Regions from separate parts of the Homo sapiens genome. Here region 2 is linked to region 1. A link is a loop called in an ENCODE intact Hi-C map of the cell type or tissue named here. Cell type or tissue: endothelial cell of umbilical vein. All regions are shown on one strand. Links, peaks and the distances in the headings refer to the core of each region. The heading gives the core; the rest is flanking DNA. Region 1 overlaps ANKRD11 (ankyrin repeat domain containing 11). Region 2 overlaps ANKRD11 (ankyrin repeat domain containing 11).

The links. A loop is a pair of places that touch in the nucleus more often than their neighbours do. Peaks named below come from ENCODE experiments on the same cell type or tissue, not always from the same donor. Only the 100,000 strongest peaks of a DNase experiment are listed, where the experiment ranks them.
Region 2: it touches region 1 in a loop (2.4-fold over the local background); 5 of 110 quality-filtered maps call a loop at or near these places.

Annotation. Positions count from the first base shown.
Region 1 is chr16:89,402,414-89,418,012 of GRCh38, forward strand. All of the region lies in intron 2 of ANKRD11 (ankyrin repeat domain containing 11), which reads right to left. The region is part of intron 1 of LOC128462377; the gene reads right to left. Among named protein-coding and RNA genes, the nearest start is that of ANKRD11, 80 kb to the right of the region's middle. RefSeq lists enhancers at 2,626-2,675, 8,677-8,946. In endothelial cell of umbilical vein, for the core only: no CTCF peak of the experiment used is centred there; a DNase peak (open chromatin) is centred at 8,548; H3K27ac peaks cover 1,940 bases.
Region 2 is chr16:89,326,279-89,341,877 of GRCh38, forward strand. The region is part of intron 2 of ANKRD11 (ankyrin repeat domain containing 11); the gene reads right to left. All of the region lies in intron 1 of LOC128462377, which reads right to left. Among named protein-coding and RNA genes, the nearest start is that of ZNF778, 120 kb to the left of the region's middle. RefSeq lists enhancers at 1-635, 4,131-4,654 and silencers at 9,404-9,533, 10,581-10,784. In endothelial cell of umbilical vein, for the core only: CTCF peaks have their summits at 7,546 (motif pointing right) and 8,876; a DNase peak (open chromatin) is centred at 7,593; H3K27ac peaks cover 2,052 bases.

The sequences.
Region 1 (15,599 bases), core at 3,952-11,951:
AGCTCAGCCTGTACCTAACACATGAGGAAGCCGAGGCGGGAAGATCGGTTGACTCCAAGAGTTCAAGAGCATCCTGGGAATGACAGGGAGACCCCGCCTCTAGAAAAACATTTAAAAATTGCTGCGTATGGTGCCGCACACCAGCAGAGTCCCAGCTACTCGGGAGGCTGAGGTGGGAGGATTGGTTGAGCCTGGGAGTTCAAGCCTTGAGTGAGCTGTGGGTGGGGGGGGCAGCACTGCAGGGTGAGGTGAAGGGGGTGGTTCTGCGGGAGGAGGTGAGGTGGCTCTGCGAGGTTAGGAGAGGGGGCAGGGGCTCTGTGGGGTGAGATAGGGGGTATCTGCAGGGTGAGGTGAGGGGACAGCTCTGTGGGATGAGGTGAGGTGGGGGTTCTGCGGAATGAGGTTGGGGGGGCGGCACTGCGGGAGGAGGTGGGCGGGGTGGGGCCTGCAGACCCTCCAGGCTCTCCCGGGGGAAGGAGCCCCATCAGGGCCAGCACTGCGCCACTCCCAACAAAGCAGGCAACCTAGCCTGCCAGTGGAGACCTCTTTTCCGCCTGGGCTCCAGCTCTAGAGCAAGGCCAGTCACCTCAGCCCCACCATCAAACACCAGGCTCCACATGGGCACTGCCTCGCTCAACTGCGTGGTGGCGGGTGGCCTGGAACGCTGCTGTCATCACTGCACGTGGACACATCATCAACCTCTCAGCGTGACGTGCCCTCGTGCTTTCAGGTAAAACACTACAGAGAAACTTCCTGTTGGCAGGTGGACCCCGCACTCCCTAGGGCCTGATCCGCTCCCTCTCTTCTGCTTTACGGGCACTGACAGGAAGTATCTGATGCGCACTCACTCACACCAGCCACGCACATGTTGTGAGCAATCCTGTGTGGCCTGCTCCCCCCTCCTGACCGGCCCCTCCTGACTGGCCCCAGCACCGCGTGGAAGAACATGGAGGAGCTCATCTGTCTGAGGATAGGAAGCAGCAGAGCACACGCAGGTGAGGGCAGAGCGGGGAACCCAAGTCCCGAGGAAGTTTCTCAGTAAGCGAGGCCCCGCGCTCTGGGAGGGCACCCCCAGGAAGCCCACACATAAAGCAACTGGACACACGCTCAACTACGACTGGGCAATGACAGTAGCTTAAAAAAAAAAAGTACACCACCAAACAGACAAAGACCAGAGACCACTTACATAAAAGCCCTGCTGCCTCCCCGGGAAGGGATTTCAAAACACTTCTTTAGGTGAGCACGACAGCACGTGCCTTTAATCACAGCTACTCAAGAGGCTGAGGCAGGAAGATGACTTGAGGCCATAAGTTTGAGGCCAATCTGGGCAACAGAGCAAGCCCACCTCTAAAAAAGTAAAAATAAAAAAATTAGGCGGGTGTGGTGACATGCGTCTGGAGTCCCAGCTACTCGGAAGGCTGAGGAAGGGGCATCATTTCAGTCCAAGAGTTGAGGCTGCAGTAAGCCATGACTGCACTCCAGCCTGGTCAACAAAGCAAGACTTGTCTCTTAAAAAAGCAAAACAACAACACATCTTTATATTATAGGGCACAGAAAGGAGCAAGATTATAAAACTAAAATAGGGTGAAAGAATGCAAGAGACTCAGAACTATGGCAAACTTATAACTAAAATTCCAAACTACAGGAAACTCTCAGAGCAAACGCTGCATCACATAAGCTGCTAGCCCGGCACATGATTGTGAAGAATCAGGAGTCCTCTCAGCACCAACAGACAGTCATGGACACAGCCCACAGGTGGCTCGACCCACCAGCCTCAGGCAGCATGGGGTTGAGAGGGGAAGCCCAGTTTGGCCGACTGTAGAACCCTGTTCTAGTCTCCTATCCACCCTCACCAAGGCACTAAATCACCAGCAAAGACTCTGAGAACATCAACATCTGTGTAACTAAGGAAAATGGAAGTGCAGGAAGGAATACATTTTTGTAATCAAAGGGCATGAAAAAAATTGCCTTCACTGAAAACACTGAAAAGGTACAACCCTATTATGTCTCCTGCTAGGAAAAATTTTCCTCTGCTTTTAAAGGATTAATAGCCACAAAATATTATTTTGTTATTCTGGTGTCCTCCAGAAAATGAGCCAACAGTTTGAAGGGTATGGGGTAAAGAGAAGAGAAGGAAAAGCTGCTTTTGAAAACACTGTTGACTCGCAAAGTTACCAGCACTCTATCAGGCTAATGCCTAGGTCAGGAGAAGACAGACGCAGTCACTACTATGGATCCTGAGGGCGAGAAACTCTGGATGCCACAAAGTGGCATGTTCAACCTTCCTACAAGCACACAGAGGTGAAGCCTGGAGAACAGGCAGGGACAGGCCCAGCTGGCCATGTGCTCAGCCACGCCTACCTCGCAAGGTCATTCTGAGGATGAAGGCATCATGGATCCAAATGCCACCTTGACGCTGAATGTACTACACAATAAAAGAACCACTGTAAATCACACTATTGACTCTTGCTTGGTTGATGTTCTTTCCTTTACAGTAAAGTGAACTCGTGGACAAACATCGTGTCCACAGACCACCATAAATGTAGTTTGTTGTTTTAAATAAAACTGAAATCAGACTTCCAAAAAGAAACATCTAAAAACTTCTCCTCTCCCATCCCACCAGAGCCATGGCCCACAACACAGCCCGACGCCCCGTCACACGCTCTCACAGGACAACTGCCCACACCAGTTAACCTGGTGTCACGGTGGAGGCGAGGTTGCGGTGAGTGGAGATCACGCCATTGCACTCCAGCCTGGGCGACAGAGCAAGACTCCATCTCAAAAAAATAAATAAATAAAAAATCTTGTGGAAGGAGGTACCACATATGCGGTCTGTTGTGGAACAAAATGCCGTTACGTGGGGCATGACTGTATTCTGTAGGGCACATTTGCAAAACAGCTCCTCTAGTCACATAGGTAACTGTTTTTGAGACAAGTTCTGGCTCTGTCACGCAGGCTAGAGTGCAGTGGTGTGATATGAGCTCACCGTAGCCTCGACCTCCTGGGCTCAGGCGATCCTCCCACCTCGGCTTCCCCAACTAGCTGTGACTACAGGCACGTGCCACCACACCTGGCTCATTTTTTTTTTTTTTTTTTTTTGGTAGAGACAGGGTTCTCACTATGTTGTCCGGGCTGGTCTCGAACTCCTGGGTTGCAGCAATCCTCCCGCCTCAGCCTCCCAAAGTGCTGGGATTACAGGCCTGAGCCGCCATGCCCGGCTTTCTAGGTAACTTTCCTATCAGCCTTCCTGACTGCTGCAGATAAGGCATGTTCTCACAGGGACAATTCAGGAAATGCACCAAAGCGTCCTCAAGGCCTGTCCACGAAGCTCCTCCTTCCAGCCAGACCCTGGGGCTTAGGGGTCAAATTCCTCACACCTTCCCCCAGCGCTCCTCACAAAGGATGCACTGCAGTCAATCCCAACTTAGCTCCAGCAAGAATAATCCCAGCACTTTGGGAGCCAACGCCGGCAGATCACCTGAGGACAGGAGTTCGAGAGCAGTCTGGCCAACATGGTAAAGCCCCGTCTCTACTAAAAAGACAAAAACTTACCGGGCGTGGTGGCACACACCTGCAATCTCGGCTACTCAGGAGGCTGAGGTGGGAGAATCACCTGAACCCCGAAGGCAGAGGCTGCAGTGAACCAAGATCGCATAACTGCACTCCAGCCTGGGTGACAAAGGGAGATTCCATCTCAAAAAAAAAAAAAAAAAAAACCTTCAGCCAGAAAATCACCAAAGTCCTAAGTCTGGTTATGCCCTTTGTTTTCTATTTCTTAATAATAAAAACACAGCAAGGGGTTTGGTGCTGTGAGCAAGGGGCTCTCTGAGAGTCGGCACCCACACGTGCTGGTCTCCAGGACAGACATGTCTCAGGCCAACGGCACTGACAGAAGCACAGACCCTCACTGCCAGGTCACGGCGGGCACGGGAAACCCACACCTGGGCCTCGGCCACACTCCTGAGGGCGACAAAACACCAGCCGGCGCGCTCTGAGACTTGCGGTCAGTCCTAGAGGAGAAGCAGCAGCTGCTGAGAAGGCCGCACGGGCAAAGGAGCCACCGTGCACCGTGACAAGACAACATGTTCGTTGGCCATGCCCGGTGTCAGCACGCAGACACACAGGCACCAGAGGCTGCAGCGAGGAAGACAGATGTGCTTCCCCAGTGCTTATGGTCTGGGTGGGGACAGAAAAGAGACAAGGAAGGCCCAGGGCAGGACATCAGACACAGGGTTTTAGTTAACCAGGACTGTGATGCCGGCATCTGCCTGGAGGAAGGAAGGACAGACTTCTGAAGAAGATGGACCTCAGTGCCTCCTTCACGCTGATAAGCGATCCCACCAAGCATGACCCACAGCACAGGACAAAGCCTTGTGTCCAGGACAGGGTGCCCTCCGGGAGGCAGCAGAAAGGACAGCTGTGGAATATGGAAGGGGAAAAGGAAAAGGGAACAGGAGACAAATCAGCAACATTAAGAACATCAGGCCGGACGTGGTGGCTCACGCCCATAATCCCAGCACTTTGGGAGGCCAGGGGAAGGGGGAGCAGATCACTTGAGGTCAGGAGTTTGAGACCAGCCTGGACAATATGGTGAAACCCTGTCTCTACTAAAAACACAAAAAATTAGCCGGACATGGTGGCAGGCATCTGTAACCCCAGGTACTCGGGAGGCTGAGGCTGGTGAAGCCCAGGTACTCGGGAGGCGGAGGAGGCGGTGAGTTGAGACGTGCCACTGCACTCCAGCCTGGGCAACAAGAGCGAAACCCCGTCTCAAAAAGATAAAAAAAAAAGAACACGCAGACAGAAAAGAATGACCTAAGAAGGCACACGAGGAACATCAGCAAAGGACTGACAGAAAAAGACTCATATTTTTATATAAGGAACACGGGGGGAAAAAGAAAAAAAAATTAAAAGGAAAAGATGAATAGATGATATGGCCAGAGGTTTAAAGAAAGAGACAACGAGATAAAAGCAGGAAGCCCCAGCAACACTGGGCTGCCTCCCCAGGCCCTTCCCAGCATTTCCTGCCAGCAGGGCCCCTGCCCCAAGCCAAAAAGGAACCACGTTCGCCTCGTCAGGGCTGTTGCACGACAGCCGCACACACCTAAGAAACAAACTCCTTCTGGGCCGCGCAACATGGCTCACACCTGCAATCCAAGCACTTTGGGAGGCCGAGGCAGGTGGATTGCTTGAGTTCAGGAGTTCAAGACCAGCCTGAGTAACACGGCGAGACGCCGTCTCTATCAAACACACATACACACACACACACACATAGACACACACAGAATTAGCCAGGCATTGTGGTGTGCCCCTGCAGTCCCAGCTACTTGAGAGGCTGAAGCAGGAGGATCGCTTGAGCCCAGGAGGCAGAGGCTGCAATGAGCCGTGATCCGGCCACTGCACTCCCACCTGAGTGAGAGTCAGATCCTGTCTCCCTCCAAAAAAAAAAAAAAAAAAAAAGAAGAAGAAGAAATATTAACTCCTTTGTCCACATAGTAAAACTCAGTCTTCCATTAACTTCAAAAAGCCAAACTGATAAGTTTTTAAGTAAAGAACAAACACATCTATAGCGAAGTGTGGAAAATCACTGTGGTCACTCCCCAGCTACAGCTGCCATGCAGTGGTAGTGCCCCTGCCCTCAAGCTGGTCCCAGACTCAAACAGGAAGCCACTGCACATGTGTGACCACTGGCCAGGCAAAGAGAGGCCAAGACAGCTCGAAGGACTTGCGCATGGCCCCAGAAGGCTGCACTATGTGGCAAGCACTGGATGCATACAGATACTCGGCCAAGAAACTCCCTGAGAGAGCTCACACCAGCGCTGTTCCCTCAGAAGCCCAGTTCTCCACCCTAGAGAAGTGGCAGCCCTTCCACATTCACTTTAGCCTTGGGCTACCACAGACATGGTGACCAGGACAAAGAGGCGTGAAGCTGGCAAAACCACCAGGTTTGATGCACAGAAAGGCCAGCATCAGCACCCAGTTGCCTGGGCAGAGGAGGAAGAGGATGGCAGGTACACAGGCCGTTAGAAACGGCCTCACCCTGACCCTGAGCGTGGTGGCAAGTGGCCGACCCAGATTCCCTCACCCTGCTCTGGCACACCGCAGGCCAGCTGCATCTGGCAGGAGTGTAACAGCCAGTGCCCAGGCTGACGAGCGTGAGCACTGCCCCACACACACTCAGACCCTCAGGAAGAGCATGAAAGACGTCCCAGCCGTGCCCACAGCTACAGCAGCCCCTCCTCGCACCCCCTGCCACCCTCCCTAGAGTCCAGCGCTAATACAACCACCTCTGGCCTCAGAGTCCCCGGGACTCACTCACTCACTTCACTGATCAGCCGTGGAATCCTGAATTCAAACCCTACTTCCTAAACATCTTTTGAGGCCTACATTCCTCTTGTAATAAAAATAAGGAAAATGCAATTTTCTGGGATTTTGTAGGAAAAAAAGAGAACATAAGTGAAGATATCTAGCAGAGCATGTGCCTCTCACAGACCTTAGGAGTTACTGGGAAATACAAGTGAACAGGCCGCTGTGGAGTGCGGTTTCTAAAAGTAGGAGGAATACAGAAAAGGCGGCCCCAACCCTGCCTCTGGGAGCAAAACCAAAAAGAGCCACAGCCACAGCAGAGAATTCAGAAAAGCCACCTGCACAAAAGGCCAGAGCAGCCAAGGGAAGCTGGGGGCCCAGGCCAGTGAGCCCTGGGGCCAGGTATCAGGCCCCTCAAAGAGCAGAAAACAGATTTTTTAGGTGAAGCCGACGGTCTGAGGAAATGAGATGAGCTCACACACCTGATGACAGCTTCCCTCAGCAATTCCACCCGCCTCCACAGGACTCAGACCAAGTCCTGGTGTTAGAATAAATCACTAGGCTACAAGAAAGCTCAAACCCCCACAGGTTCTAGCACTCCTAGCCACCAACACAACTCTGTTCAAGATCCACCTATCAACAGGGGTGGGGTGGGAAGGCGGTCCCCATCCTCAGGCCATTCTTCCTCCGTGGGTTGCAGCCAGGGTTTCCTGTGGGTCGTCTTGTGCACGTCACGGCCCTGCCCACAGCATAAAAACATACAGGTGTGAGGGAGATGAGCAAGACAGCTAGCTTTTCACAAGAGCAGGAAAGGCTGGGTGCTGCGACTCACGCCTGTAATCACACAGCGTTGGGAGGCAGAGGAGGAAGGACTGCTTAAGGCCAGGAGTTCCAGGCCAGTCTGAGCAACATAGCAAGATCCTGTTGTACCAAAACACACACACACACGAAAACTGGTTGTCGTGTTACTAAAAGTTTCCATTACAACACTGAAGTTTAGAATACAGTATTACTAGGCCAAAATATCCTGGCATTTTATAGGATTTCTTTAACAAAATCTGATCACATCTAAACTGGCATCTTTCTGCTCACTTCTCAATTTCAATCTAAATTTATTTATTTATTTATTTATTTTTTGAGATGGGAGTCTCGCTCTGTCGCCCAGGCTGGAGTGTAGTGGCACAATCTCAACTCACTGCAAGCTCCGCCTCCCGGGTTCACGCCATTCTCCTGCCTCAGCCTCCTGAGTAGCTGGGACTACAGGCGCCCGCCACCACGCCCGGCTAATTTTTTGTATTTTTAGTAGAGACGGGTTTTCACGGTGTGAGCCAGGATGGTCTCGATCTCCTGACCTCGTGATCCGCCCGCCTCGGCCTCCCAAAGTGCTGGGATTACAGGCGTGAGCCACCGCGTCCAGCCTCAATCTAAATTTAAAACACAGTTTGCTGTTCAGCTACAGGGCAGAATTTCACACGGAGCAGGCACCTCACAGATGCCAACCCGGTGGGTACGGCCCTTTGAGTGTCACCTAAAGCCTCATAACATCATCACCAAGCCCATCCCCAAAAGCTGTAGTTAGTAAGCCACCAGGATTTGATATTTAGAAACTTTTCCCACTAACAAAAAACAAGCAAGAATAAATTTTAAACAAAGGCTGACTGTACCAAGGAAATGGAGATAATAAACAGAAAAAGACTCATGGACACTGGTGTTGGGAGTGATGGTCTTAGCCCTCAGACCAGACTAAGACACCCTGCAGAGCTGAGGCTGTCAGGAACCACGCAGAGCCACGGAAGGGAAACACCTGCCCCCGGGCTACAAAGGCCACCCTCTGCCCTCTGCTTACTGCTCTGGTTCTGCCCTCCAGACACAAGCAGGTCCCTAAAGCAGTTGCTATCCTGCTGACGTGCTGACACCATCAGATATGAACAAGAATCCCAGTTTTATTTTTCCTAATAAATAAATCATCCATTTAGCAAAACGTCAACGATACCAAAAGCTATGAAAGCATCCTTGGATTTACAAAGAACCCTCGCTTCTCATTTCCCTTATTTTCCCATGCCCAGGCAGAGAGCCCTCTAAGCCCATGGGAAGCTTAACAGAAGGGGGTGGGGAGTGGCCAACTGTGGCCAGGGCAAGACAGAAACCACATGTGCGTGAACACGTGTTCTACACAGAGCCTTATGTACTGGGCCACAGAATAAGCAGAGCTGGGCAGCTCCTGCTGCCAAAGTCAACATGTTCAGGCTGCCCGGCCTCCACAGGCGCTTTCCTGAAAGCTGCCTGCAGAGAGAAGGGTGGCCAGGGCAGGAGGCAGGATCCTGAAGCTGCCTGCAGAGGGAGGGGCGGCCAGTGCAGGAGGCAGGTTCCTGAAGCTGCCTGCAGAGAGAAGGGTGGCCAGGGCAGAAGGCAGCAGCACAGGGGCTCGGGCCCACGCTGGCTGTCCACACCCAGGGCCACGCCTCCATGACGGTGCCCTCCACCACATCCCCTCTCGTGTGTGCTGGTGCCACCACGGGGGCCCAGGGACCTTTTTGCTCTACTTCTCTTTCAAACTTGCAGCCCTGTGCCAGCAGCCAGCACTGCCTTCAGAATCCCTGCACACAGCGGTGGGAAACCTTGACTGCACCGGAAGAGGAGCAGGCTGCCCTGGCTGGGCCAGACGCTACACATCTTGCTGTCGAGATGGTCTACATTTCTTCCTTTTTTCTTTTTCTTGTAATCCTTCTGTCACCTAGAGCTGGAGTGCAGTGGTGTGATCATAGCTCACTACAACCTCTGCCTCCCGAGCTCAAGAGATCCTCCTACCTCAACCTCCTGAGTAACCATGACGACAGGCACACACAACCACGCCTGGCTAATTTTTGTATTTTTTGGAGAGATGGGGTCTTGCCACGTTGCCCAGGCTGGTCTCGAACTCCTGACCTCAGGCAATCCTCCCACCTCAGCCTCCCAGAGTGCTGGGATTACGGCCAGTTTACATTCGGAACCCACCACTATCCCCTTGTTGACAGTAAGCACATCCCAAATCATTTTTCCCAATGGACAACACAAATAAATAATTAAGATCCTTATTCTAGAGTGGGGAAAAAAAGAGACTAGAATTCTCAGCAGAACTTGAGGAATCCAATGGCCAGTAACGAAGATGCCTCCCAGAGTCTCCTGGCCATGTTCCATCCCTCCCCTCAGCCAGGTACTGGGGTGAGATGCCTCCCAGAGTCTCCTGGCCGTGCCCCATCCCTCCCCTCAGCCAGGTACTGGGCTGAGATGCCTCCCAGAGTCTCCTGGCCGTGCCCCATCCCTCCCCTCAGCCAGGTACTGGGCTGAGATGTCTCCCAGAGTCTCCTGGCCGTGCCCCATCCCTCCCCTCAGCCAGCTACTGGGCTGAGATGCCTCCCAGAGTCTCCTGGCCGTGCCCCATCCCTCCCCTCAGCCAGGTACTGGGCTGAGATGCCTCCCAGAGTCTCCTGGCCGTGCCCCATCCCTCCCCTCAGCCAGGTACTGGGCTGAGATGCCTCCCAGAGTCTCCTGGCCGTGCCCCATCCCTCCCCTCAGCCAGGTACTGGGCTGAGATGCCTCCCAGAGTCTCCTGGCCGTGCCCCATCCCTCCCCTCAGCCAGGTACTGGGCTGAGATGCCTCCCAGAGTCTCCTGGCCGTGCCCCATCCCTCCCCTCAGCCAGGTACTGGGGTGCTCAGGCCACACCGGACCCTCCATCTCCTTCCTCCTACCTTCCTCTTCTTCTCAACAAAATCTAAGCAAGTTGTAAATGGGCCTTCTGGTGGCAATGATGTATTAAGACACGCAGAGCCCTTACCCCATTTGCTACAGGAACCCAATTACATCTGGGAAGAAACAAGCAGGACAGGAAAAAGGTACATTGGTGTTTTTGCATCCATAAAGTTCACTTCAATTTAAATAGAACTTACTGAGTACTCTTTTGCTAGATCCAGGCAAAATGTTTTTCACCCTCAGATACAAAAACATAGAGGAAAAAATTCCCTTAAGCCAGCTGTAAAAAATGATGGTATTAAAAAAATAAAACACTGGCCCCATGAGAATCACTGTAGTTAACAAAAGAAATACAGTAACCGCAATATTATAACCTACAAACAAAAAGCCATTCTCAGTCCCCCAGCAGGACCTCTCCATGCCTCCCAGGTCAGCAGAGGACAGAGGACAGCAGAGGTCACAGGTCAGCAGAGGTCCCAGCACTCAGAGCCGGATTCCAGCTAAAAGCACACATGAGGGAAAACAGCTGACAGCCAGAGCTCCCAATGGGGAGCTCCAATGTTCCAAACCCTCCCCCAGGCCCTGGGACTCTCTGCCCATCAACCAGAGCCTGGAGGGGGAGGGAGTAGGAGGGGGCGCCGCTCAGCCACAAGTGCCCATTTTCACATGAACAGGTCTAACTTAAATGACACAGCATCTTCTATAAGTTACTGCAGTTTAAAGATGCCTAGCCACAGATAATTCCTCAGAACTCTAAAATAAAAACTGATTCTACTAAACAATGGAGTTATTTATCTTGGCATAATTACTACGCATATTTTTTTGATAATAATGGAAGTATGGTGTTACCTGTTTCTAAATCTTAACAAAAACTTATGTTGAAAATGGAAGTGGACTGGGCGCAGTGGCTCACGCCTGTAATCCCAGCACTTTGGGAGGCTGAGGTGGGCAGATCACGAGGTCAGGAGACCGACACCATCCTAGCTAACACGAGGAAACCCCGTCTCTACTAAAGATACAAAAAATTAGCCGGGCGTGGTGGCGGGCACCTATAGTCCCAGCTACTTGGGAGGCTGAGGCAGGAGAATGGCGTGAACCCGGGAGGCGGAGCTTGCAGTGAGCCGAGGTCGCACCACTGCACTCCAGCCTGGGCGACAGCCAGACTGTCTCAAAAAAAGAAAAAAATAAAGGAAATGGAAGTGAACTCACAGTGGCACCTACAAATCCCTTACAGACCTGCAAACCTAGTCCTGTGGCTGTCAGCAGCCGCCAGGAACCCCTGGAGCATTCTACGGCAGGACACAGAAACAGCCGACAAGCTCCCCAGGGGTGAGGGTGCCAGGGAGACTCTGCACTCCCACAACGCCCTAGGATGCAGAGGGGCCTGCCCAGAAAGAGCCTCTCTCTGCTTTCAAGGCCAGACTGGGGGGAGGCAGGAGGGTGGTACCAAAAACAGCAGCCCTTCCCCTCCCCACCTCCAACCTGGCCACCCAGACAGGGACCCCAGCACAGCAACAGCAAGCGGAGGGGGCTCGGCTCTGGCTGAGCTGACTTCCAGCCCAGCCACCACCACGGGCCTGCACACCCTCCGCCACGGGCCTGCACACCCTCCAGGATGCCACAGGCACAGCTGCTCGGACTGCGCACTCGGGGACACTGAGGCGCACGATCGCACCTGCCTTACAAGTTCAACATTTCAGCAAGACAGAACCTGATTACTTTTCCATCTTAAATGGAGATGTCAATTAAAAATGTAAAACATTAAGTCCAAGCCTCTTTTCATATGAACAACACTGCCTTTGTTATCATTAACAAACCACTTTCAAAACCCCCAATTTTTGGGAAAGGTAATTTGAAAGTCCCATTTCACAGCAAGCACAAATGGAACACCCACATGTTGCAAGGGTCAGCAGTCCGCTGTCACTCACGGCCACACTCACTGGGAACCGCGTGCTGGGGTCATCGGGGGTCACGCAGCCGCACCGCCTGAGAGGACTAACCCTTCTGTTTTGCCAAGAAAGATGTCAGCTTCAACTACTTTTATACTGGAGAAACAATTTACAAACTAAAATTGTTTTAAAGCCTCTATTTTCATGCAGTTTTGTTTCTGTAAAGTGTTATTTAATCTCCAAGGAAGTCTTTACAGTAGATACGACCGTGACCACTGTCCTGGGTAGGAGACTGAGGCTCGGAGAGTGGAAGGGAGGGGCCAGGGCCACAGAGCTAGCACCAGTCAGCCCATCACACAAGGCTGTCGGGGACCCTATGTCACTGCGGCCACACCTGGCCCAACCTCAGGGCAGGACCAGCCTAGAATCCATCCAAGCTGGGCACCTAAGTCACGCCCAGATGGGAGAGAAGAGCACAGCACCGTGTACTGAAGAAGCGACTGTGGATCTCATCTCAACGGCTCACATTCCACCCCAAGGAATCAAAGTGAAACACGGGAATGACACAAATACCAACATGAAAAATATCAGAGCACCTGTAACATTCTTATTCTTCTTTATTTGGGACAGGGTCTCACCCTGCGGCCCAGGCTGGAGTGCAGTGGTGTGATCATAGCTCACTGCAGCCTCAACCTCCTGGGCTCAAGTGATCCTTCCTCCCCGCTCAGCCTCCCCAAGTAGCTGAGACCACAGGCGCATGCATGCCACCATGCCTGGCTCATTTTTTTATTTTTTGTAGAGATGCGGTCTCGTCATGTTACTCAGGCTGGTCTCGCACTCCTGAGCTCAAGTGATCTACCCACCCCTTCCTCCCAAAGTGCTGGGATTACAGGTGGGAGCCACTGCACCTGGCCAGCTATTCTTTTTTTTTTTTTTTTTTTTTGAGATGGAGTCTCCCTCTGTCGCCCAGGCTGGAGCGCAGTGGTGCGATCTCGGTTTACTGCAAGCTCCGCCTCCCAGGTTCACGCCATTCTCCTGCCTCAGCCTCCCGAGTAGCTGGGACTACAGGCGCCTGCCACCATGCCCGGCTAATTTTTTGTATTTTTAGTAGAGACGGGGTTTCACCGTGTTAGCCAGGATGGTCTTGATCTCCTGACCTCATGATCCACCCGCCTCGGCCTCCCAAAGTGCTGGGATTACAGGTGTGAGCCACTGCGCCCGGCAAGCTATTCTTTTTTTAAACCCTGCATTTTAATGCCAGATAAAACAATGGAGAACAGGCATTCAAGACCAGCCTGGCCAACACAGTGAAACCCTATCTCTACTAAAAACACAAAAATCAGCTGGGTGTGGTGGTGGGTACCTGTAATCCCAGCTAGTTGGGAGGCTGAGGCAGGAGAAACTCTTGAATCTGGGAGGTGGAGGTTGCAGTGAGCCGAGATTGCACCACTACACTCCAGGCCCTGCACAACAAAGCTAGACTCTGTCTCAAAAAAAAAAAAAAAAAAAAACAATGGAGAACCAGCCTCAGTGAGGTCCTCAGGAGGCCCTCACATGCCCATGTGGGTCACGGCGCCTCTGGTCACACTGCGCCCAACCTCTGCTCAGCAGGGCCTCTCTGTAGCAACACTGCAGTCTCCCTGATGGGAGGCCACAACAGACCTCATGCTAAGGGCCTTCCTCGTATTCAATCTAACCACCACAGGCAAACAAAAGACAAAATCAATACTGAGGATCTATAGTTCACAAAAGTGACAAATGGCATTAAACACCTTAGATTATTACTGTGGCATGGTCAAAAATGCCAACATTTCCTATGTCATCAAACCTAAGTATCAGTACATCTATTGTTCTCAATCCACTAGAGTGCTAGACATTTAGGCCAATTCCAGGTCCTGTCAGCAGAGTTGCTGATAGCTTGCTCCCCTTTAATCAGAGAAGCCTGTATTTTGAATCCATCGATTTTTTTTTTTCCCCAGAGACAGAGTCTTGCTCTGTCGCCCAGGCTCAAGTGCGGTGTTGTGATCTTGGCTCACTGAAACCTCCGCCTCCCAGTTCAAGCAACGCTCCTGCCTCAGCCTCCCAACTAGCTGGGATCACAGGCATTCGCCACCACGTCCGGTTAATATTTACATTTTTAATAGAGATGGGGTTTCACCATGTTGGCAGGCTGGTCTGGAACTCCTGGCCTCAAGTGATCCACCCACCTTGACATCTCAAAGTGCTGGGATTACAGGCGTGAGCCACTGTGCCTGGCCACTAATTGCTGATTAATAATTTTATTTTTCACACTAGTAAGCAGCATTTTGGCCAGGTGTGGTGGCTCACACCTGTAATCCCAGCACTTTGGGAGGCTGAGGCAGGAGGATTGCTTGAGAGCAGGGGTTCAAGACAGGCCTGGACAACGTAACAAGACTCTGTTTCTACAAAAAAAAAAAAAAAATTAAAAAAAGAAAATGCAGCATTTTGCTTTTCCTTGTCATACATTAAGGTCAGCAGTATCCTTTTCACAAAGAGGCACAGCTCAGACCCTGGGGTGTGGGGTGCTCCCTCATCGCTGCCCCCCTTTTCCCATGTACCTGGCCCCTCCATGGCACCCCTTTTATCACAACCAGGCTCAGTCCACCTCCAGATCTTGAAAAATGTCTCACCTGATCACAAACATGCCCACTACCCAGGCTGGCTTCATTCTAACTACAAACCATCCCACAGATTAAGAGAAGACAATTCTAGACCTATTTTCAAGGATATCTCAGATTCCCTTTCCTTCAAACCTCACCTCTATTTCCAAGGAAAGAATTCAGTCATATGAAAGAAAGCAGTCAGGTGTATTTTAAAGTGGCCTGACTCCAGGCGACTGAGATAAGGAACAGATACACCAAACTATGAAGCTCCCGAAAGAAGCTGCAGGAAAGGTTCTTTCACGTTTGCTGGGAGTAACAACACAAAACAGATTATGTATTTTTGGAATGTTCACTTTAAAACCATGACTCACACCTGGCCAAAATATGAAAATTTAATTTAGCCAAGTTTTCTCTTCAACTGCTGTCAATCCACATATCAGAGAAAATAACCTGCCAGTTCACCATGCGTCTCTGGAAGGAGGGAGGACTCTGCCCTACAGCGACACGTGCTTGCTCAGAGCCAAGGCCAAAGTCTTTTTGGAGACTGCTGCCGCTCCTCTCAAAAAACATGCCAGTGACTCCCAGGAGGAGGCAAGGAGTCAGGGCTGGCGAACCAGGCTCCCACTCCTTACCTGCCAACCATACACACTGGTCTCCAGCTCCTAGGAAAAGCCAGAATAGCCATCTAGAGGGTTCAGCAACAGCACTATGCCCAGAAGCACAGGACAGCCCGGCGAGACCACCAGGAACCTAACAAGAGCACAACAGCTCCCAGGATACAGAATCCTCATCCAAGGACAACCCAGCAAGACCACCAGGATCCTAACGAGCAGAACAGCTCCCAGGATACAGAATCCTCATCCAAGGACAACCAGGCAAGACCACCAGGATCCTAACGAGCAGAACAGCTCCCAGGATACAGAATCCTCACGCAAACTGTTAACACAACATGCTCAGAGCACACAACACACAGCACAGGGTGGGGGTCTCAGTCATCACCAGACCATCTGAGGATGAAGAAAATTAAAGGAGGACAAGAGGAAATAAAC
Region 2 (15,599 bases), core at 4,932-12,931, 75 kb before region 1:
AAACACGCAGGGAAGAGGAAGGTTAGAAAGGTCTGGGGTGTCACGCACCGTTGCTGGGAATGCAGAGGAGGACGGTCTGCAGAAGGGGACGCAGCCACCGCCCCCCCCACCCCGCTGCAGAAGGTGCACACCACTCAGCAACCACCCACCCACTGCTCAATCTACCCCCAAATTACACAAATAGGGCCAGGCACGGTGGCTCACCCCTGTGGTCCCAGCTACTCAGGAGGCCAAGGCAGGGGGGTCATTTGGGCCCAAGAGTTTGAGACCCGGGCAATGTAGGGAAACCTCATCTTTACAAAAATATCAAAAAATTAATCAGTCGAGGTGGCACGCACCTGTAATCCCAGCTCCTTGGGAGCCTGAGGCAGGAAGACCCCTTGGGCCCAGGAGGTCGAGGCTGCAGTGAGCTAAGATTGCACCACTGCACTCCAACCTTGGTGACAGAGCAAGACCCTGTGTGAAAAAAACCCAAACCCCAAACCAAAAAAACACAACCGGGGCATGAAAAAGTGCTTGGCCCAGAGCAGTGCCCCAAAGCATCTCCTAAGAAAGGGGCTTAACACAAAGCCTGCCCGCCAGGGGCTGCTGGTGGCATCCGGGCACATCTGCACGTGGGGCTGACAGGACTAAGGAGGTTCCACAGACACACGACCAGGCGGAGACGCAGAGAAAAGCAGGTACAGCAAGAAGTCCACTGGGCAATGCAGAGGTGGGGAATGCAGAGGGGGAATGCAGAGGTGGGGAATGCAGAGGTGGGGAATGCAGAGGTGGGAAATGCAGAGGTGGGGAATGCAGAGGTTGGAAATGCAGAGGTGGGGAATGCAGAGGTTGGAAATGCAGAGGGCACCTACACTTCTGATGACAGCGAAATATGTAAGGCTGGCTCAACCATCAATCAGTCAACGTCACCCAGCATGCCAACAAGCTAAAGAAGAAACACCACATAATCACAACTGGTACAGAAAATCATTTGATAAAATTCAAAACTCACGATAAAAATTCCTAGGAAAACAGGAGTGTGGAGAAACATCCTCAACACGATAAAGGCCAACTACCAAGAACTCAAGGCTGACATGATCAAGAGTGACGTGCTGAGGGCTGCAGATGGAATGGCATACAGGGCAGAAAGGAAGAAATGGAATAAAACTGTCTCTCTCTGAAGATGGTGTAAGTGTCCATGTCGAAAATCACAAGGAATCTATCAAAAATTCCAAGAAACTTTATTTAATAGAGTTCAGCAAGGACACAGAATCCAAGATCAACACACAAACACCTATCCTATTTCTGCAATAATCCTATGAAAACAAGAAATAAAGACAGTACCATCCTATTTCTGCATGCTACCAATAATCCTATGAAAACAAGAAATACACAGTACCATTCTATTTCTACATGCTAGCAATAATCAAATAAAAACATGAAATAAAGACAGTACCATTTATAGGTGCTCCAAATAAAAATAAATGCTTAGGTTCATATGGAACAAAACTAGAAAAACCTATACACATTTTAGGAAAAAACAGGAGAAAATCTTTAGGACCTAGGGCCAAGAGTTGTCAGACATGGCAACAAAAGCACAATCCATAAAAGAAAAAACTGATAAACGACCTCGACAAAATTAAAAACTTTTGCTCTTTGAAAGACCTAGTTTAAAGAGTGAAAAGACAAACTGCAGACAGGGAAAAATATCTGCAAATCACAAGTCAGATAGCAGGCTTGTATGTAGAAGAAAGAAGTATCAAACAACAAACATTAATTAGAAAATAAGAGAAAACACACAGACATTCAGAAGAGGTGCACGTGGTGAACAAGCCATGAAGGCACTCGACATCCTAAGCCGTTAGGGAAACACAACTTAAAGCCGCAATGAGATATTACTGCACACCAATCGGAACAGCTAAAATACAAAATACTCAAGGATGCTGGAGAGGATGTAGAAAAGCTGGAACTCTCTCGCTTGCTGTGGGAACGCAAAGTGGTGTTGCTGCTCTGGAGAACAGCAAGGCAGCCTTACGAACCTAAGTGTGCGCTTGCTGCCCCACTCAACAACTGCACCCCAGGACATTTATCTGAGAAAATGGAACCTCATGTGAACACAAAGACCTGTTTGCGAATGTTCACAGAACTTTCACTGATAATAGACAATGGGGAAAACCCTTCAACAGGTGTCCCAGCGGTGTCCTCGAAACTGGGTTTCATTCACATCACGGCATCCCCTCAGCAGTAAAAGGGATGGCTATGGATACACCCAAGCGTATGGGTGAATCTGCAGAGGCCCCTGCTGAGTGAGTGGACACACCCAGGCGTACGGGTGAATCTGCAGAGGCCCCTGCTGAGTGAGTGGACACACCCAGGAGCACGGGCGAAATCAGCGGAGGCCCCTGCTGAGTGAGTGGACACACCCAGGAGCACGGGCGAAATCAGTGGAGGCCCCTGCTGAGTGAGTGGACATACCCAGGAGCACGGGCGAAATCAGCGGAGGCCCCTGCTGAGTGAGTGGACACACCCAGGCGCACGGGCGAATCAGCGGAGGCCCCTGCTGAGTGAGTGGACATACCCAGGAGCACGGGCGAAATCAGTGGAGGCCCCTGCTGAGTGAGTGGACATACCCAGGAGCACGGGCGAAATCAGTGGAGGCCCCTGCTGAGTGAGTGGACATACCCAGGAGCACGGGCGAAATCAGTGGAGGCCCCTGCTGAGTGAGTGGACATACCCAGGCGCACGGGCGAATCTGCAGAGGCCCCTGGTGAGTGAGTGGACGCACCCAGGAGCACGGGCGAATCAGCGGAGGCCCCTGCTGAGTGAGTGCACAAAGCCCACCTCTTAGGTCACTCCCTGTGGACTCTACTCCCACGGCTTCCTCCAGGACAAAACCACCAACCTCGGGGAAACAGGCGGGGACTCCGTGAGGAGGGCTCATGTCTGTCGGTGGCTGTCGAGGAGGCTCTAGGACCAGGTATCCAGGATAAGACGGGGGATCTGAATCAAGTCTGCAGGGCGGTCACCCTGTCTTCCAATGTCATGTTCCCGGCCACTGGGCGAAGGTGGGGAAGGGCACAAGGGATGCTGCTATTTTTGCAACTTCCTGTGAGTCTATAATGATTTCACAGAAAAAAGGAAAAAAAAGGGAGAAAAAACACAAGGGGTGTAAGGAGACTCCCATGGGTGATGAATAGTCTATACTTTTAGGTGATGGTGTTTCCCCAACGGTATACGTTTCCCAAAACCCACTGAGCTGTAAATTTAAAATGAGTGAATTTTATGTCAATTGTAATTCAATAAAGCTGTTAAAAAATTAACTAGAAACAGAAAAAAATTTTAATTCCCATAGAAAGAAGGAATAAAGTAAAAAAACAGTATGAGGTAGGAGGTAAGCTTCCTTTCATAAACCTTGTTTTGTGTATTTGGCTTTGGAATCATGCATTTTACATCATTTAAAACATTAAATATAAAATGAGACTGGGTGCAGTGAATCCCAGCAGTCTGGGAGGCCCAGGCAGGCAGATCACTTGAGGTCAGGAGTTCGAAACCAGCCTGGCCAACATGGTGAAACTCTCTACTGAAAATACAAAAAATTAGCCGGGCATGGTGGTGCGTGCCTGTAATCCCAGCTACTTGGGAGGCTGAGGCACTGGGAGGCAGAGGCTGCCGTGAGCAGAGATCACACCACTGCACTCCAGCCTGGGCGACAGACAAGAGTGAGACCTTGTCTCAAAAATAAAATAAAATAAAATAAAATAAAATAAAATGTAAAAACATAAAATTTTGTTTATGTATTCACATTAAATATAAACATTTTAATAATGTTTAAAATGATTTAAATATACTTGAATGACATTAAACATTTAAAGGATTTAAAGCATTCAATATAAAAATACAAAAAGCAATCTCTACAACTTCAAAAAGGAAGAGGAAGCAATACACTTAGCTGTGTGTCCGGTCAGGGGCAGGACACAAAGCATTTGTCAACAATGACCATGCAGCCACCACCACACCAGGAGCATTCCTGACAGCACGCAGCTTCTGGGTGGGTGGGAAGGCTCGGGAGACCTGGCTCAGGATGTGAGTCAGGTGCTAGGGGAGCCAGTGGAGAGGGAGGGGCTGCTTCCCAGGTGGCCGCTCGCACACCGGGAGGGCTGCTGCTGGCTCTGGCAGAAGGCCCAAATTCCTTGGTGCACAGACACGGCTGCGGATGTGTGGACATGTCCGTGGGGCTACGTGAGGGTCCCCGTGACGTGGCAGCGGGTTTCCACAGTGCAGTCATTGATGGGGTGGTGTGGGGGGGAGCCACGGCACCTCTGTGACCTAGTATCGGAAGCAAGGGGCTGCGTGAGGGTCCTCGTGACACGGCAGTAGGTTTCCCCAGTACAGTGACTGGGGGGGGGGGGGGGGGGCGGGGGCGGAGGAAGCTGCAGCATCTCTTGTATCGGAAGTCCCACGGCTTCACTTCCACCTCATCCTGTTCCTCCTCGGCGAGTTCCAACCTCTAGCCCACACTCTGCAGAGAACGGTGCTCCACTTCTGAAGGGAGGCAGATCAAAGATTCTGTGGACACTCTTTAAACTTCCCCCAGTGGCTTTTGATTAAAACCTGGTAATTTGACTGTACAGTTCTAGTTAGTGCCATATGCCCTGAGGACAAAAATTAAAATTTTGAAAAATATTATAAGCAAAACACCTTCCTTTTTCTTGAGACGGAGTCTCACTTTGTCGCCCAGGCTGGAGTGCAATGGTGCCATCTCGGCTCACTGCAACCTCTGCCTCCCAGGTTCAAGCAATTCTCCTGCCTCAGCCTCCTGAGTAGCTGGGACTACAGGTGCCTGCCACCATGCCCGGCTAATTTTTCTATTTTGAGGAGAGATGGGGTTTCGCCATGTTGGCCAGGCTGGTCTCGAACTCCTGACCTCAGGTGATCTGCCTGCTTTGGATTCCCAAAGTGCTAGGATTACAGGCATGAGCCACTGCGCCCGGCCTGATGAAATACATTCTTAATATTAACTTCATGTGTTTCTTTTTACTCTATAATGAGGCTAATAGAAAATTTAAAATTAGATGCACAGTTCACATCATATATCTCATGGACAGAACAACTCTATGGGACAGAAGACCCCGATCTCTGACAAACAGGCAAAAATCCCAGAGAAAAGAACAAAGGGAGAATTTACAGATTAAAGACTTAAAAGACATCAAAGAATCTTAGTGTGTAGACCCTGTTTGGAAACCAGTTCAAACAAAGAACTGCTGAAGAAAATGGCACATTTAGGAAAGAGCCTTTTGATACCGCTGGGTGTGTGGTGACACTGAGAAAGTTCAAGGCACCCAGCGATTCAGGAGATAGAGATTTATAGATATGTATTTAGGTACAGGGTCTCCTCTGTCGCCCAGGCTGCAGTGTAATTAAATAATCACAGCTCCCTACAGCCTCGAACTCCTGGGTTCAAGGGATCCTCCTGCCTCAGCCTCCCAAAATATTGGGGCTACAGGCATGAACCACCACACCTAGCCTGTGTGCTATTTTTATTTTCATTTAGTCTAAGATACGGTGATGGTTTTGAATGTTTTCGGCGGATGCAATGGTGTGGACTCGGGTTTGGTTCCGGGTTAACGGGCTGGGGTGGCTCCTGCACGTGGGCCCCACATGCTGGGAACCGTCATCACCACTGTGTTCACCACACTCTCTCTTAAGAAGGGCACACAAAACATTCAAAAAAAATTTAAAAACTCAGTAGCATGCAGTGGCTGATGCCTCTAATCCCAGAACTTTGGGAGGCTGAGGTGGAAGGGATCATTCGATCCCAGGAGTTTGAGACCAGACTGGGCAACATGGCAAGATTCCATCTCCATATTAAAAAAAAAAGATAATAATCTTAAAAGACACAATTCCAGAAGCTGCAGAATGTGTCACAGAAATGACTTCCTTACGTATTAAAGAATCCTCACAATAAAGGATCATTTTACAAGCAGACTATAAACACTGAAACAGACAAAAAACTAAAAACCCAACTCATGAGAAACACCTGGTGAACGCTCTTCAGCTCCGTGAAGTCCTGGGATGGCCCAAGCACCTCTGGTGGGCTGTACCTTTTCAGAAAGAAACACTGAGCCCCCCAAGTCCCCGAGGACAGAGATGCCTTACAGCTCCACACGTCCCTCCACAACGGCAGCACCTGTACCCGCAGCTCTGGGGAGAAATGACACCTGCAGGCCAAGACAAATGCAAGAAAACAGCCTCGTCTGCTCACTGATTCTCACCAACTTCCTCTATAAAATGAGGACAAGAACCCATTCTCCTAAAGGATTTTGTGGGGATTAAATGAAAAAGCACTATCTAAATCCAAGTTATCATCACTGTAATGGCTTTAGAAAAAAGCAAACGACAAACACAACGAGAGAGGCGCTGAGACCAGGCAGGGCTCTCCTCCGGCAGGGCCTGGTCTGCACTGCCCTCTCTGAGGAAAGTGCCCCGCTGCCCTGACCTCCCTAGTTTCACACCTCCACACCTCCAAGGAGGTTATCCTGGTACAACTGAGAAAGCAAGCAATTCCCTTAGAAACGTCCATTTCTTTCCTTTATGCTCAAATGTTTTATTACTCCTTAGGGCTGCTTTGTTTTTTAACGCAAGGGTCCACAGTTGAGAACGTAGTTACAAACTCAAGAAACGAGCTGCAACAGAACAGCGGGGCTGCTCCACGCTTCTCAGCCATTTTCCCATCCTGTGCACCCGGGGAATTTCACACGTGGTCCCCCAGAGTGACAGGGAACCCCCAGGGAAGAAGGGCCCCTGTGGGGCATGCAGAAAAACGCCTGCCCCCTGGTGTGAGGTCACAGACTCAGTGGCCAAGCTCAACAATGCTCTGGGAACTCCAGTCAAAGATGCATCACAACTTTTGGGTCATGCCTAAGGTCAATTCCAGAATCATTTTAGCATGTTAAACAGACACTGAAAATAAAACATATTTTATTTTTTAAAGCAGCTTTAGGTTCACAGCAAAATTGAGCATGAAGTACAGAGGGTTCCCCTGCACCCCCGGGCTCAGCATCCCCACGAGAGTGGCCGTTTGTTACAGCTGAGACCCCCCTGGACACAGCATCATCACCCACAGGCCGCACGACCTCAGGGTCCACCGGGTGCTGTGCAGTCTATGGTTGGACGAACGTATCCTGATGTGGACCCACCGTTGTGGTATCATACAGAGTAGTTTCACTGCCCCAGGTCCCCCGTGTTCCTGCTGCACAACCCTCCGTCCCTCCCTCTCCCCAGCCCCTGGCGTCACTGATCTTTGTGCTGTCTGCACAGTTTTGCCCTTTCCTGGATGTCAGAGTCGGAACCCTACAGTGTGTAGTCCTTGGAGACGGGCTGCTTTCACTCAGGCCTGGCAGCTCGTCTGTTTTTAGGGCCTTGTAATAGTCTGTCGTCTGGATGGACCTTGGTTGACTGATCCATTCACCCTCTGCAGGACATCTTGGCTGCTTCCAAGTTTTGGCAATTATGAATAAAGCCATTTTGTGAAAGTGAAATAATACAGAACAGGAAACATTAGGGGGCACTGCACACCATCACAGAAAGGGACGGTATTATTCTGTGAGTATGTTCCCAGTATGTGGGCGTGTGTTGTGAACAGAGAGATAAACTACTTTCTCACCACTGGAAGCAGTCAGGACAATTCAAATGCTGGCCTAACTGGTTAAGAGCCCTCAATCTGTGGTCAGATATATCTAAGTTTCTCAATCTATAAAATACAGAAATAAGGCCAGGTGCAGTGGCTCAAGCCTGTAAAACAAGCACTTTGGAAGGCTGAGGTGGGTGGATCACTTAAGCCCAGTTCAAGACCAGCCTGGGTAACATGATGAAACCCTGTGTTTTAAAAAAAAAAAAAAAAAAAAAAAAAAAAACAGAGAGAGAGAGAAAGAAAGAAAAAACACTGTTCCCAAGCTGCGGGCTCAGGACAATGTCTGATGCCTGGCCTAGCCCTCATCAATGGCCTTCACAATCCCTGCTGACTGGGAGTCAACCCCCAGTGAGTGTACTGCCAATACGGCCAAGTTTCTGAAGTTGGTGACATGTGAGGGTACCCCAAGACTGAACAGAAACAACCTCCTCTCAGGTTCTGAGTGGGTCCAGCTCTTCTTACCCCTCCAAGCCTGCCATTCTCTGAGGAGTCCTCTCTTCCTCCACTGCTCTGCTTCCTCTCACAAAGGGGGAGTGTCCCACCACGTCCAACTCCAGGCTGGCAAAGTGACGAGAAAACACCCCACCCATGTGGGCAGTGGGCATGCGGCATGCTATGGGGCCATGAGAAGCAGCCAGGTGGGTAGGCCAGACCCTGACCCAGAGCAAGCAGAGCCCAGCGCAGTCTCAGCCACGCTCCATGAGGGGCCACATCCACGAGGGCCCAGGAGCAACATCCCAGGCACACCCCAGGGATGAGCAGCACAGGCCGCCAACCACGTCATACCACACTCACTTGTGCAAAACACCCTCAAACTGCAAAAAGCCCACCCACGTGTCCACCAGCAGAAGAGCAAATGAGTCCAGGTGGCCCACAACACACGGGGCGCACGTGTCCATAGACAGCACACTGGATTCGAAGAGCCAGACACGAGTGTGTCTGCTGTGGCCTTCTGCATGCATGAGGGCCCCATGGTGCTGGGGGCCAGGCAGACAGTCAAGCAGCAGAGTGGAGGGGAGGTCCAGGAGGAGATCCCACAGGTACATGTGACATGAGCTCTATCGTATGTGCACCTAAGATGTGTGCCATTTCCTCCACGGATGTTATACCGCAAAGAACAATAAAAAACGACTAACACTGATTGCTGACCACCTCCCCAAATAACTAATCAGGACACACCCTGATGCCCCATGTCCGGCCTGTGGGGGCACTGTGGAAAGCACAGGAAGTGAGCTCAGTGCGTGCCTTCCCCATTGTCCTGGCGTTCCATGCAGGCTGGGAGACGCGGGTGACAGCCTCACACCACCCCTGTTCCCAGAAGAGGCCAGTGCACCCCCAAGCAGGGGCTGCAACAGGGCTGCACAGAGGGCTCCAGTTCCTTCCAGCACAGGAACAAATCCACACCGAGGCATCCGTGAGTCCCACAGGTCCCAGAAGCATGGGAGCAGCTTGAGGCCTCTGCATTCAGGGGTCTCTGCCGTCCTGAGCTTCAGGATGAGTGGGTTCCCACCTAGCACGCAGTACGCAGTGGGTTAGGGCAGGTGCTCTCCCTCCTCTCCCTATGAACGCTATACCACTCCCATGAAAGCCTGTGCGTGCTGCCTCAGGACCCTGTAGCAGAACAGCGAGTGACGTCGCTTTGGCAGGGAACCTTTGGTTTGCAAAGCCCCGTCACACACACAAGCTGAGGTAAGATGACAAGTCTGTGTCTCTGCACCTCAGCTGAGCCCTCAGGACACAGCACATGAGCGCCCAGGGGCCTGCAAACAGCAAGGACCAAGGCATCACTGACCGTGACAGGCCCCAGTGTGTGACAGTGAGAGGCCCCAGTGTGGGTTCTCACAAGCTTGTTTTACGGTTTGACCCAGAGAGTACCTGTGAGTTTCCCCTACAGCTGGTGCTTCTAAAGGGCTAGGAGAAACGCAGGGCAGGATCCCCACACGCCAGCAGCTGACTGGCCAGACCCCTGCCTGTGCTGAGGCATCCGCCGCAAACATGACCGTGCAACATGCTTCAAGATGCCCTGTGACTCTCTCAGATGGGTCTTTTATTAGAGTTTCTAAATAAAGAAGTGATGGCCAACATCACAGGAAACCTTAGATACTATTCCTGCCAGTTGGTTTGAAAAAGCTTTAACTGTTAATTTGCTGATCGTTTTCAGCCACACGGTTTTCTGCCATGTAATCCACAGAACCCAGGCCTCTGGCCACTTGTCCAGGATACCTCTGGAGCTCAGAGCCACTGTCCTTGTGGGCTACTCAAGACTTGAGGGGTTCAGGCAAGAGCCACATCAACAGAGCTGGACCTGGTGCCTGGCTGGGAGCAGGTGCCGGGGAGCAGCCACCAAATGCACACACGCCAGGGCACGCAACTGCCCGCACCTCCAAGATTGTCGTCAGACCTAGAGGCGGGTGTGCGTCCACAGACAGCACACTGGATTCAAAGACCCAGGAAGGAAGGAGTCTGTTTGCTGTGGGCTTCTGTGGTGCTAGGGACCAGGTGAACACTGAAGGAGGGGCCAGACGGAGTCCAGGAGGACTCCTGTAGCAGGACATTGCCCAGATTTCTCACAATGTCCTCTACAATTAAGAGCACAACCACTGTTCCTTCTGCACTGGTGGGAACCCAGCACTTCAATGAGACACAAGGTTAAAGTGACGCTTTGTAAGGACGGAAAGCCACCTGTGGGCACCACACCCCCCGGGTGGGCCACGACAGGGAGCACAGGCACTAGGAGACCCGGCCTGTCCTAAAAGCACGCCCTACAAGGAGTCCCCACTCTCTACCTATCTGCTTCTAATGTTCTGACTACATGAGAGATGATAAAAGGGTTTCAATACAAGTGTAACATTTTAAATATAAAGGAATGTCTTTCCATTAGAAAACAACTGCAGGCCGGGCGCGGTGGCTCACGCCTGTAATCCCAGCACTCTGGGAGGCTGGGTGCGGTGGCTCATGCCTGTAATCCTAGCACTTTAGGAGGCCGAGACAGGTGGATTGCTTGAGCTCAGGAGGTGGAGACTAGCCTGGGCAACATGGTGAAACCCTGGCTCTACCAAAAAAAAAAAAAAAAAAAAAAAAAAAAATTAGCCAGGTGTGGTGGTGCACACCTGCAGTCCCAGCTATTTGGGAGGCTGAGATGGGAGGATTGCTTGAACCTGGCAGGCACAGGCTGCAGTGAGTTGAGATCACACCACTCTACTCCACCCTGGGCAACAGAGTGAGACCCTGTCTCAAAAAACAAAAAACAAAAAACTGCAAATTAAAACGCCAAACGCACAGATTAATGGAGGAAGCCCCATGCCCAAATGCTCCCAAGGAAACGTCAGAAAGGAGAGGACTTCAGGTGGCTCGGAATCCTCCGCCACGTGACCAAGCCCAGCTGAGCACTGGGTCTCATTGGATTTGCCATCAGACACTCACAGTTTTTGTCACTGTTAACCCTACTGCACAATACATGAACATGGTCTAAGCAATTCTTTTTTTTTTTTTTTTTTTTTTTTTTTGAGACAGTCTCCCTCTGTCGCCCAGGCTGGAGTGCAGTGGTGCGATCTCAGCTCACTACAAGCTCCGCCTCCCGGGTTCACGCCATTCTCCTGCCTCAACCTCCCGAGTAGCTGGGACTACAGGCGCCTGCCACCATGCCCAGATAATTTTTTTGTATTTTTTATAGTAGAGATGGGGTTTCACCGTGTTAGCCAGGATGGTCTCAATCTCCTGACCTCGGGATCCACCCGCCTCGGCCTCCCAAAGTGCTGGGATTACAGGCGTAAGCCACTGTGCCCGGCCTGGTCTAAGCAATTCTAACCATGCAGACAATGTGCAGGTCTTTCCTAGGTGGAAAGCAAGTTTGCCCAAGTCGCACGAGCAAGGCTGGAGTCAGCAATGCCTGTTCCTCTCCCTCTGTTCTCTAATGGTGTGGTCTTCAGTCTACTGTGTGTGGAATCCCCCTCTATTGGGACCACAGCTCCTGGGCTGCAAGCACCTGCTGAGCATGAGGGTCCAGCTTCCAAGCTCACTGTCCCACGGGTGACAAGCAACACAGTGACCTGCCTCCCACATCAGCTGGTGCCAGTATCATGGTGACTCCCTACACACCAGGACCACTGTGTCGCGCTCTGCCACTCAGGAGCCCCAGGGGCCCCCACTATGGCCATCCCAGGACGCCGCCCGTCAGGCTCCCAGGACACTGCCCCAAGCACCCAGCTTCAGTGGGTGTGCTGCCCCGAGACGCACTCTCACTGTGCCGGGGGGTGGGACCTCTGCAGCCCAGCACGTCCACTCAGTGTCCATGTGCTGCCATGAGCGCCACACTGTGTCCTCCAGGATGTGGGTCTCTGTTAGTCCCTCCCCTACCAAGCCAGGACAGCCACCTGCTTACAGGGGTGCTGACAAATACTGACTACCTGCAAAATTGAAACATGGGTTTGAAAAGGGCCTGAGTGGAAATCCTGTACTTAACATACACTCTGTTAAAAAAAAAAAAAAAAAAAAGGACCAGGCGCTGTGGCTCACACCTGTGTAATCCCAGCACTTTGGGAGGCCGAGGCGGGCAATCACCTGAGGTCAGGAGTTCAAGACCAGCCTGGCCAACATGATGACTGTCTCTACTAAAAATACAAAAATTAGCTGGGCGTGGTGGCATGCAACTGTAATCCCAGCTACTTGGGAGGCTGAGACAGGAGAATTGCTTGAACCTGGGAAGCTGAGGTTGCAGTGAGCCAAGATCACGCCACTGCCCTCCAGCCTGGGCAGCAAAGAGCAACACTCAGTCTCAAAAAAAAAAAAAAAAAAAAAAAAGAGCGAGCTTTTGTAGAAACAGGTTTAAAAGAAAAAATAATCTCTGCTCTTTTCAGCATTTAGAAAATCAGCCAGGCAAAACAATCATTTCCCTTTCTTAGCTAAAAGGTTTGCCAAATGAATACTTGGAGCAAAATAAGCCTAATTAGTAACAAAAAAATCACCCAGATATAAATGCGTAATTTAAACCCATAATGAAAGCACATGAGGAACTCCTTTCCCTCAAAGTCACCACCGAGGGCCTCACTGGACTTAGGACCCAGGAAGGAATGATGAGTCCATCTGCTCGTGACCTGAGTCTCTAAACCAGGAGGACAGACGTCCTGGGTAACCGCTGATGGGTGAGCGTTGCACCCCCAGGATCCCTGTAATTATAGGTTCTCAAGGACACCAACACCAGAATCCATATCCCATCTAGAAACTTCTTCCTGTGATGCCTGCCAAAAGGTCCATTTTTCAGTCCATTATCACAATGAAGGTGAAGTTTTGCTGTTTAGGTCAAAATCATGCATTAGGCAATAGAACGACCTAGAGATGTCTGAATTCCCCCTCAGTACAACCAAAGGAGTAAGAGAGGCCCAGGTTTGCTTGAAGGCTTACACTAGCAAACAAACAAACAAACAAACAAACAAAGAGAAACCAAGAACTGGGAAAGCTGGTCGGTAGCATCACACAGGTCAGATCTGAAAGCCCCATGGTCCGAGGAGCCCATCCTGCCCTGAGTGCACGCAGCGCATGTGAAGAGTCAGATATAAAGGTGGCTCTTTCACAAACCATTTCGGAAATTTAGACGAACCCTCAATTTATTTAGAATGGGTTATTATATTTTATAATTTCTACACAGAAAATATTTTCTAACCATATCATTTTATAACAAATTAGCAATAGCTAATGTTTCCTTTAAAATTTTTCAAGCACACAGAAAAGGATGAAGGAGAATACAAACACACATCCACCATCTGTTCATTTTGCCATATTTGCTTTAGAATTCTAACATTTAAAAATTACAAATTACATAATGGTTGAAGCCCCTTATATAAGCCCCACCCTGCTGTGGCTGCTCCTCAGCGTCGATCTGATTTTGGGGCTAAGCATTCCTCTCGGCGCTTTGATACTCACGCTACACACAAGCCTACACCAAAGCCGGCCGCTGTCTTTGCAGGTAACGCATTGGACGGTTCCTGCCGTACCTTTTCCCTTCAAGTTGTGCTCTGGGGTCTATCTGTGTGGATACAGGCAGTTCTACTATTCTTATGACAACTGCAGTGTGCGCTCCTCGTTGTCTGAAAAATCCATTCTCCTGTTGACTAACATTTGTTTTTTCCAACTTTTTGCGAATACAAACAACACTAAAATGAGTATTTGTCTGTTTCTTTACATATCTAAAGTTTATAACTAGAAATGGAATTTCTAGCAAGAAACTGTAAAATGCTTTGTAAAATATCTGATGAAATGTCACACTGTATAGTCATTCACAAACATGTCATCTTTCACTTTTGATTAGGGCAGATGTCTTCTGTTGTAATTTTTGTTGTTGTTGTTTTTGAGACGGAGTCTCGCTCTGTCGCCCAGGCTGAAGTGCAGTGGCACCATCTCGGCTCACTGCAACCTCCACCTCCCGGGTTCAAGCGGTTCTCCTGCAGCCCCCTGAGTAGCTGAGATTACAGGCATGCGCCACCATGCCTGGCTAGTTTTTGTATTTTTAGTAGAGATGGGGTTTCACAATGTTGTCCAGGCTGATCTTGAACTCCTGACTTCAGGCGATCCACCTGCCTCGGCCTCCCAAAGTGCTGGGATTACAGGCATGAGCCACAGCGCCCAGTCCTGTTGTAAATCTTTTATCAAGAGATCTTGGTTAGACAAGGGGAAACAGTACTTTGCACATCATCTTTTTTTCTAACATGATTACATTCTACAAAAAGAGACAATATAATTAACAAATTTCATTTAAATAAAAACTATAAACTCAAGTGCTAACAGGAGGCTGTTCATTGGCAAAACAAAATCTTGGAAGAGGCACAAGGGCCCAGAGAGCTCTGAAACCCCAGAAATCACACAGAAAATGTACAGGTATGTGGACAGTCCTGGGGAGAGGATGCACAGCTTTTGCCCAATTCTCAGAGAGTCCAGACCTGAAAAACGTTTAGGAAGGCACCTTTTCAATGTCCAAATGTGGGCAGTGATGTGGGAGTGAACATCAGCCAATAGAGTCCTGGACGGACATTCTACCTTCCAAAGCAGACCAGACTCACCAACACACCCAGAAAGAACATTTTTAAAATATAAATGGCTTCAGAATCCTTTAACATATGCCCAGGAAAAAATTAATAAGTCATAACCCAAGTCATGTGGACTGTTTATATGCAATATTAGAAAAGAAATCAAGGTTTCCACTGCGAAAAGCCTGAAACCCACAGCTCTGTTTCTAAGGTGAATGAGATGGGTGAGATCCGCGGAGAAGACTGGACTTCTGCTGCCATCATGGCAAGCAGACCCGGTTTGGAAACAATGCTGTGGGTCCATTTCTCTCTGCATTAAATACACCACAGGATTTTTCGTTTTAAATTATTAATCAGGCAATCAAACCAAAAGGAAGCAGACAATTTAAGTTGTAACAGGGCAATCTGCAGATTCTCACAGGTTGGAGGGATAAGGCCCCAACGTGAACAGACCCCACCAAGCAGCTTCCCAGCCTTCCAGAAGGTTCCAGAAGGCCTGTGTGGGCTGCTGGGCTCGTCACCTTAGCAACGGCTCTAAACATATGTGCAGTGACACCAGCTGATTTCTGAAAGCTGTAAATAGAGGATAATGGCATAAAAAAAATTCCAGATTAAAGGACCACCCACTGCCTCCTCTCCCACCCCATCCAGCCCATAAATCCCACCGTTAACACTGGGAGCAATGCCACGTATGCAAACGTGGCTTTAATCCCCTCACACACCTATTCATCTGCATAATGATATACCTACAAAAGCAAAATAAGGTCCTTGGGTTAACTCTCTCTGCACAAACGTGCACAAACAAAAAGTGGCCAAGAGATGGCAGAGTCTGGCACGGATGGACCAGCCCACAGCAGCCACGGCCCACGGCGGGAGTGCTGCACCTCCACCCACAGCGGCCACGGCCC